2 separate regions of the Homo sapiens genome follow, and region 1 is linked to region 2. Evidence: read pairs that join two places in POLR2A ChIA-PET (ENCODE). Cell type or tissue: GM12878. All regions are shown on one strand. Links, peaks and the distances in the headings refer to the core of each region. The heading gives the core; the rest is flanking DNA. Region 1 overlaps LOC101929750 (a long non-coding RNA gene). Region 2 has its middle 77 kb from the start of HLX-AS1.

The links. Peaks named below come from ENCODE experiments on the same cell type or tissue, not always from the same donor. Only the 100,000 strongest peaks of a DNase experiment are listed, where the experiment ranks them.
Region 1: POLR2A ChIA-PET joins it to region 2 with 7 read pairs; 4 of 35 experiments call an interaction of 5 or more read pairs at or near these places.

What each region holds. Positions count from the first base shown.
Region 1 is chr1:221,066,743-221,071,143 of GRCh38, reverse strand. LOC101929750 (a long non-coding RNA gene) reads right to left here. Exons shown (of 7, transcript XR_001738479.2): 3 at 4,042-4,185. Among named protein-coding and RNA genes, the nearest start is that of HLX-AS1, 190 kb to the right of the region's middle. RefSeq lists a silencer at 1,951-2,000. In GM12878, for the core only: no CTCF peak of the experiment used is centred there; a DNase peak (open chromatin) is centred at 1,843; H3K4me3 peaks cover 446 bases; H3K27ac peaks cover 2,171 bases.
Region 2 is chr1:220,955,179-220,959,579 of GRCh38, reverse strand. No RefSeq gene overlaps it. Among named protein-coding and RNA genes, the nearest start is that of HLX-AS1, 77 kb to the right of the region's middle. In GM12878, for the core only: no CTCF peak of the experiment used is centred there; no DNase peak of the experiment used is centred there.

The DNA of each region.
Region 1 (4,401 bases), core at 217-4,216, 110 kb before region 2:
TCTTGTGTCCAACTCCAACCAGGGCCCACACAAGGGAGGGGATTTGGGTATGCTGAACCTCTGGCAGGGAACAAAATCTCCCCATAGCGTCAGGCCTGTTTCCCTGTTCTGGCGTTATCTGGCTGGGGGAATTTGGCAGAGTATTCAATCTCTGCAAAACTCTGTTTCTTCATCCATAAGGTTAACATTTATTAAATCATTTGAAAAGCAAATGTGCCAAGTGTTTATTGTATACAAGTGAACCCAAATTGCTACTCATTCTGCTTATATTCTTGTTGATAACAACATCTTCACTGGGACGTTGTTGTTTGGATTTAATAAGAAGGTAAAAAAGAATCTAGCATATAGGAAAAGCTCAATATATGTTATTAACCCTGTGTGCATGCTCATGACATGTTCATTTTTAGAGTAAGCCAACCTTTGGTGCATCTAATGAGTCAACCTTCCCTTGGAGCTTCCTATGCATGAACCTGAAGAACTACCATCAGGGGCAACCAACTCATGATTGTATTCCCAATGCCATTTGCAGTCATTCCCAGATTTTTAAGGAAATGTCTCACTATGCTGTCTTACCATAGGCAATATAGATAGCCTTGGCTCTCCTCTCTTTAGATTCGTACTCAGAGAACTATCTGCTAGTGAAAAGGAAAAGAGTGCAATCTACCAGGCAAAATAGAAAGTTAAGGTATGGAAGGTGCTCACTTTCCAAACAGCTGCTACAGTGCTATTATTAATACTGCCATGGTTATTTTCACGTAGGATATCTAGCACAGAAGGAAAATCAATCTCCAGCCAGGTCTGGGAGGACTCAGAACAGAGCTTCAAGGAGAGCATAACAAATGCCCCAAACTCCTTCTGCTTACTTCACTTAAAGTCTTATTAGTATCATCATTTCCAACTGGGCAACAACCACATCTGCCTCCCTTCTGCTTTCTCAGCCATCGCCAGTGGCAAGTTGGTGGTTGGATATTTTAGGTGGGTTCTATATGGTGGTTTTCAAAATTTTGTAACCCAAAACTTAGCTCTCCCTTCTGCATGGAACTATTGTGATTTAAAATTAGTAGTCAAGGTAGTTCCTCAATTAAGGAGTATTTGGAACAGGGAAAGTCTGCCTGAATAATGTCTGATTCTATACTTTCACGTGAATGTACTCCAACATGTACATCCATAGGTAATTCTGTATTATGGGGGTTATTAAAAAATATAAAGTTTGAAGATATCTTCGAGTCATTTTACCTGCTAGAACAATACTTGTCTAGTATCAGTTAACTGGTCACAAAGGAGAGGTCTTGTCTTACTCTCAACAGTCTCTGATGGTGTCATTTGAACACTGACACATGCAGATATTTTCTCTCTTTCTTTCTCATATGTGGTCTTGTTGAAACTCCACAATAACTGCGTTTGGAATCTACAGTCATATAAATTTAGATCATCATGGGAGATAATTATACTGTGGAAATGATACGATATTTACATGTCGAAAAGGAGTCATAATTCTTCGAAATAGATGCCTGCTAGCTTTCTTAAGAACTCATTTCACAAATTCAAGTTGAAACAAATGAATACATGTTCCTCTTTTTGCTTCCTCTTTTGAGCAATTTTATGATTGAAAAAAAAAGACACATTACCACAATGGAAAATACCTCATTTTTCCATTAAAATGTGCTCTTTTTAAACAGCTATCCCCCCACCCACTTCCCTGTTTATTGGGTTAAAAGGAGCCATTTCTAGGAGACCAAGCCAAAGTCTCAGCAAGGAGGTGGAAAGCTAGGTGCTTGGAAGGCTAGTCTGTTACCTACCCTACACTACAATGACTGTGGCAGCATCAACAACAGCACCAAACCAGCCAGCTGGAAAGTGAGAACAAATCATTCTAGTGACTGACAGTTTGGTCCCCTCTGTGTCCCAGGAGAGGCCAGGCTGATTTTCACCCACAGCGGGAGGCACTGGTTCAATCAGGTCTTCTTGCAGCTAGTGGATCCAGAATCAGAATGTTCTTATACAAATACCACTTTGTGTCCTGAAAAAGAGAGATTCCACATGGACCCAAACTACAGGTGTTTGTACAAGAACATTCTGTGGAATCTCTCTTTTTGAGGATGCAAAGTGCTATTTGTATAAAATGGCTTCATTTCACCAGCAATTTTGATTTCATTTTTCAGCCTAATTTGGGTAAAAAAAATGAAACCAAAATTGCTAATGAAATAAAAACCAATGTTTCATGGGTTGAATTTTTAACTTTTTGTATTAGCCCAACAGCGTCCATCTCTTCTAGTTAAATATCGACTTCTCTCCAGGTAGATATTCTAAAGACAAATGGAAAATTCAAACAAGTATGCTGACCTATAAAATGATGTCGACAAATAGTTTAAAGGGTTGACCAAATACTTTGCTCCTTAACTTGATTCTCTCCTTTTTAGTTAGACAGTTACAGTGTCATCAGAGAGAAAATAAGGAAACTAAAGATTGTTCAGGATTTGGCTCCTCACACTAATTTTATTCTCATGAGTTAAGATTTCCTTGATTCAAAATAGGGCTCTTCCCCTTTTGTTCATCTTTCCACAAGGTTCACACTCTCCTAAGGCCTGGGATTTCTCCTTAGACAGCTTCATCCCTACAATTATCTCAGGATCTGTGCAGATTCTCCACACATGGTGTTATTCATAGCATGCAGATGGGGTATTCCTATTCCTAATAATTTAGGTTAGAAAAGTACATTATGGATAAAATACAGCAATCTCTTAATGATCTCTTCTACATGGATAGCAAGCAGAAGTGCTCATGAATTCTAGGTAATTTAAGTTTATACATATCAGAAAATATTACCAAAAGCTTCCAACCATTTCTCTCTTCTCTCTCTCTCTACATACATTCTCATTCTCTCTCTCTCTCCCTCCCTCAAAAAGTATCTCTGCAGCATTTCACACAAGAAATTAATTAAATCCCATTGATTCTTTCTGGGAAATATGCTACTGAGCAGGAACATCCACTTAAGATGAAAAATACTAAAGGTGAGGAAGAGAAGCAAAAGTTTAGGATAATCTTCATGCTGGATTATAACTTAAATCCTGAATAACCTGGATTTGGCTGAACTTCACTCTTTTTTATGTTGTTTTCTTTTTTCAAATAAACTTCAAGGCATGAGATCGTGGTACTAAAATAGAAATACAGTGGAATCATGTTATTGCAAAAATTTGGCAAAGCTACTGGTGAAATCATGTCCCCTGAAACATAACAATGACATACAGTAAAAGCACAATTCATTTCAATGTGCCCATAAAGAGAGTGTTAGCTGTTCCTCAGAGTCTACACTGTAAAAGGGTTTCAGCATATTTAGTGAACCAACATTCAACTCAGTAATTCTTATCTTGCCAATAGCATATGTGGTATGTTAAAATCCACCTCTCAGTAAATTGCCGTGTGGCATATAAAATGTATTAAAAGTACACGAAGCAAAGTTGTTCTAAGGGTCTGCATTTCATTTTGATGTCTGATCATCGGTGTATTATTTTCCTGTTCTATTATTGTTATTATTTAATTTGTCTATGGTGCTTGATCTTGATGGGGAGAGGAGAAAGAGAACTAGTGGGTGGGATTTTTTTTGACATGTATCAAAGGGGTGATAGACAAAAATAGAGCTGAGATTGTTAAGCCTCAACACACCATGCCTTCTGACACCAAGATTTGTCCATGCCACCAGATTGCTGGGATTTTGCCTCCTGCTCACAATCTAATTACCAGGCTCCAAACACAAATGTGCTAGCATCCCACACAGAACATTAAGTTGATGCTGCTGAGCCAGCCTGCACTGAGGCACAGGGTGACAGGAGTTTCCAGGTTTCTTTCACTGCTTGCTTCCAGTTACATGGTTCCATAGCCCCAACCTCTGCTGGCACAACCAGATTCCTTCCACTGAGCACCATATCATTTCACTCCAGTTAGGTGCAAAGGAATATATCTGAGAACGTGTGAGAAGCCCACAGATTTTCCAAGCCTGTGTTTAAAGCATTTGTGAAGACAAAAAGAAGTGAGATGGCTTACATGTTCCATTCAGTGACATGAATTATCTACGGTGATGGAGGGCCTGTTCCAGGAGGGAGAGGGGAGTGAAGTTGAGGCACTGGCCACTTCCTGCTCTTGATGTCGCTGGTCCTGAGACTTCTGAGCTGGTGACTTGTCCCATTCCTGTGTGCGAGGTCCACAAATAAGCTGACATCAAAGATTGTTACAGTGAGAAGTAGACGGGCAGCTCAGTTTAGGATGAGGAGTGGAGAGAGAAGAAAGGAAGTCATTTCCATATAACAGTTGTTTAAAGGAAATTTAAAGCAGATGCTTCCAAGACTGGACACTAGACAGAAACTAGGCCTTTGGGGAGGCTAATAAAATTCAAGTGATGAAGGT
Region 2 (4,401 bases), core at 332-4,331:
GCCAGTATTTATAGACAACCTTTGTGCCGATGCTACATTAAGCTCTTTATGTGTATCCTGTCATGTAATCTTCATATACTATGTGTTTTATAAAATGATACTGTACAAAGCCAATTATTAACTTTGCTAAGAGGAAAAAGACTTCCCCAAGGAAGTAATATTTGAATAAAATCTTCAAATATGTCATAGGAGTTCTCCTGGTAATCAAGTCTGGGAAAGACATTCCAGGCAGGGAGATTGAATCGAAGGTATTAGAAAAATTATGGAATGTCCCAGAAAAAAGTAAGTCATTCAGCAAAGTTAGATGATAGGAAGGGATTGAAGTGGGACCAGACAGGCTAGAAGAAGCCAAATTGAGGAGAGATTTATATGTCACAATTTTACCAAAATTAAACAAAAATCCACTGACGTACTTTACAAGGGAAAGTCATTATCAGACCTGCATCATAGAAAAATTATTTGGGGCAGTGCAGTGCATGGATTGATCAGGCATGGAGACTGGAGGTAGACACAGCCAGTTAGGAAATTGTCTTAGTCCATTTTGTGCTGCTGTCACACAATGCCACAGACTGGGTTGTTTATAATGAACAGAAATTTATTTGGCTCACCATTCTGGAGTCTGCAAAGTCCAAGATCAAGAGGTCGAGTCTGATGAAGGTCTTCTTGCTGCATCATCCCACAGCAAAAGGCAGAAGGGCACAAGAGTGCATAAGAAAGAGAGGAAATAGGGCAGAACTCATCCTGCCCTATTTCAGAAATACAATATTTCAGGAATACAAATATCAGGAACCCATTCCTATGACAGTGGCATTCACGAGGGCAGAACACTTATGACCTAATGATCTGTTAAAAGTCCCACCTCTCAGTCAACAGTTCCACCGTTGGATTGAGGATTGAGTTTCTAACACATGAACTTTGGGGATACATTCAAACTTTAGCAGAAACTACTGTTAGTCTACCTGATAGATGATAAAGAATAAAACTGAGGTGAGATTCAGTCAAGAGTTAAGAATAAGATGCCTACCCTCCAGGACTACCCTTAGGGTACCCCAAGACACTACCCTCCAAGGCTTAGAACCAAAGAGGAGAGGAAAATCTGGCAAACAAATGCCAATGGCACCAGGCCATAGATGTGTGAGGCCAAGTGGATCATAGAGATTGTAGGTACTGGGCAAGGTCAGAGGAGAGAAAGCTTCCAGCCTGAGAGCTCCAGCAAAGCTTCCAGAGGAAGTGTACAATGGCCTGAATATTTATGTCCCCATAAAATTTATATGTCAAAATCTTAACCCCCAATAAAATGTGATTAGGAGGTGGATCCTTTGGGAGATAATTAGGTCACGAAGGTGGGGCCCTCAAGCATGAGACCAGTGCCCTTGTGAAAGTAAACCCAGCAGCTCTCTCACCCTCTTTCCACCAAGTGAGGACACTAAGAAGTCTACCATCTGCAACTAGAAAAGGATCCTCGTCAGCACACGACCATGCTGGCACCTTGATTTCAGACTTTCCAGCCTCCAGAACCAAGAGAAATATATGTGTGTTGTTTATCAGCCACCCAGTCTATGTACTTTGTTTTAGCAGCCTGAACTGACAAAGAAAGAATAGTATTTTAGTTTCATACCAACAAATGAGTATGCCTTAATAGAGAGAAATACTGTGAAGATTATTCCAGTTGGGAATAGCAAAACAAAGGCTTTAAGAGTGGAAAGCATGAAGCATGTTGGGAGGTGCCAGAGTGAAATAGACAAAAACACACTCCAAAGACAGTCTCACAGGTCAGAATCCTGAGCAGGGTCTTGTCTGCTTTCCTACTCACCCTGGTAGACCCTCAATGATAACCCCTACCTAGCAGGGGCAGAAGAAATTTTACATTGACTTTATCACCAAAAAAAAAAAAAAAAAAAAAAAACCACAGATAAGGTCTGAACATAATCAAAGGCCTGGAATAGCACCCCAATCAATGACACCCTGAACATGCCAGTGGGACGTTTCATCAAAAGGAGCTGCCATTTCAAATCTCTTGGTTTCTCTAAGCCTGTTCAGTGATCCCTTTTCTAGTTTCTTTGAGCCAAATGGTCCTGCCACTTAGTTCAGTGTCTTATTGTCCTGAGTCATCTTCTCAGATTGCTCAAGAATGAGTCTCCCATTTTAACACACACACGCACACACAGCAAGTCATGGACTGTGGCGGTTTTCTGTGGGTGTGATTGTGTCTAAGTTGCTGGAATGCAACAAGTCTAGCTTGGAAGAAGCTTAGTCCCCATGCCTGCTGGCTCTCTGCATGTTCCCCACCAGAAACACAAGGGCTACAAGCTGAGGGTCCTGTTCTCTCATTTTTTCCACCTCTCTTTATTCACAGGCAGGCCAGAAAGCTATTTAGCAGTAAATGAAGCATTTATCCTTTAATTCTCAGATGTATGTAATCTGAAAAAAAAAAAAAAAAAAAACAGAGAAGAAAATATCCTGAGGACGTCAGAGAGAGAAAAATGTGCAGAGCAGATGCTGCTACTTGTTTTTGTCCCTGTTTTATCTTTTAAAATACATAAAACATGAGTAACTAGGGACAAATAGTTCCAGCTTTTGGTAAAATACAAATGGGACTATTTTATAACTTGGGTTGAATTTCTTATATTTTAAGCTGTTTTGCTACTCAACACACTTCATGGCCTCATAAAATTCTAGAGCAGGAATGGAACTTAGGTGACTTATTCCAGTTCCTGGCCTGTAAGTTGGTAAAAGAGCATCCAGAATAGAAAAAAAAAAAAAAAACCCTTTTTTCTTCTATTCTAAGTTTAGAAAGTCCCCCCTCCCTGCTATGCTAGCCCTATTGTACCATTCAGAAAGTCAAAACGTTTCTCTTATGTACAAATATTCATTCACATGACAATTACCATTAGGTGGCAGAGATGCAAAAACATGACACATGAGTTGTGTTTACACAATTCATGTTACAATATAGTATGGGATACTATAATATAGTTATCCAGAAAGCATGGAAGGGCATGAAGTGGGGGTGGGAGCTAACCAAGACTGAGGATGAAACTTGGTTTAGGGTATACATCATTTTAGCTTAACCAACATCAATATATAACCAAACAGTGTCTGTATCTCATTCTTTAGTTTTAAAAGGTTGTCCCTACAACCTCCTCATTCATTTCATAGCAACCCTATGAGGTAGGTTTTTCTGTTATGTCTGATTTATACATGTGGAAATGGAGGCCAGAGTTTTTAAAAATAGTAGGGGTCTAAATTGGAAACCAAATTCAGTCCTTGGGACTCCAGGTTCCTTGCTCTCTTTTTTCTCTGACTCTGCCTTTCCATTATCTTTTTTTTAAAGGGTAATACTATGTAGCATCTGAGTGCCCCAAATAACTGAAACGGACAATGATTGGTACAGGACTCCCAGAAGGGAGGAATGCCCACATCACAGGCTAACATGTGGTGGTCACAGAAAGATGGGCTTGGTCTGAGCTTTACAGATAGAAAGCAAGACCTTGTTGTTTGGAAGTCAGGGTCAATCAAGAAGAGAAAAAGAATAAACATTAATTCTATATGATAGTGGTTCAAAATGTGGGTTGTGGACTCAGTCAGAAATGATTTCGAGTTCCAGATGTTTCCTTACCTGCGATTTTGTCACTGTTTAGTGACTTTAGGCAATTCATTTAACCATGTAAGCATTAAATGTGATCATGAACATAAAAACATTGATCACAGTAGCTGGTCTATATGAATTCTCAATAAGCAATGGAGATGGCAGTGGTGATGGTGATATCATTGCTAACATCGTCACCATCAACCCCTAACCTCCCAGAGATTCCAGGGAGGGTCCGTCAGGCCACCCTTCCTAACACTGTTACACCACTCACCCCATGGCCTAGTCTACAAGGCTCTTAAGAACATGGCTTCCCATCTACCTCCCCTTTTCTCTTCAGCCCAGTGTCTTCCTCCCATAGAACAGTCATTTCTACAAAACTGCCCTTCCTTCAGTCTTTCTCTGTTTTCCAGAACTTCCTGTGGAATTCACGCCCCTGGAAAGGACAGACCTTCTTCCCAAGAACACAGAAACTGCCTGCTACAATTCTCAGGTGGACCCTCAGCAGGTGGGAGTCAAGGGTGATCTTGTACTTGTCTGCTCCCCACTGGAGGTTCTCTCTCGGTCTGCTATTACTTACTGCATACCTCTGGACTGTGTTATTAGCCATCAAAGGCTGCAGGGGCCCCAGCTGCCACAAAACAGACACATAAAGAAAAAATGTGAAGCCAAAAATGAATTACTACAGCTGAAATATGTGAAAGAGGCAGTGTTTCTATTTAGAGGTCCACCGTCTCCCCACCAGGCCTCTACATATTATTCACCTCCCACAACCCACACTCTCGTCCCCCTCCTATTCTTCGACCAGTTGC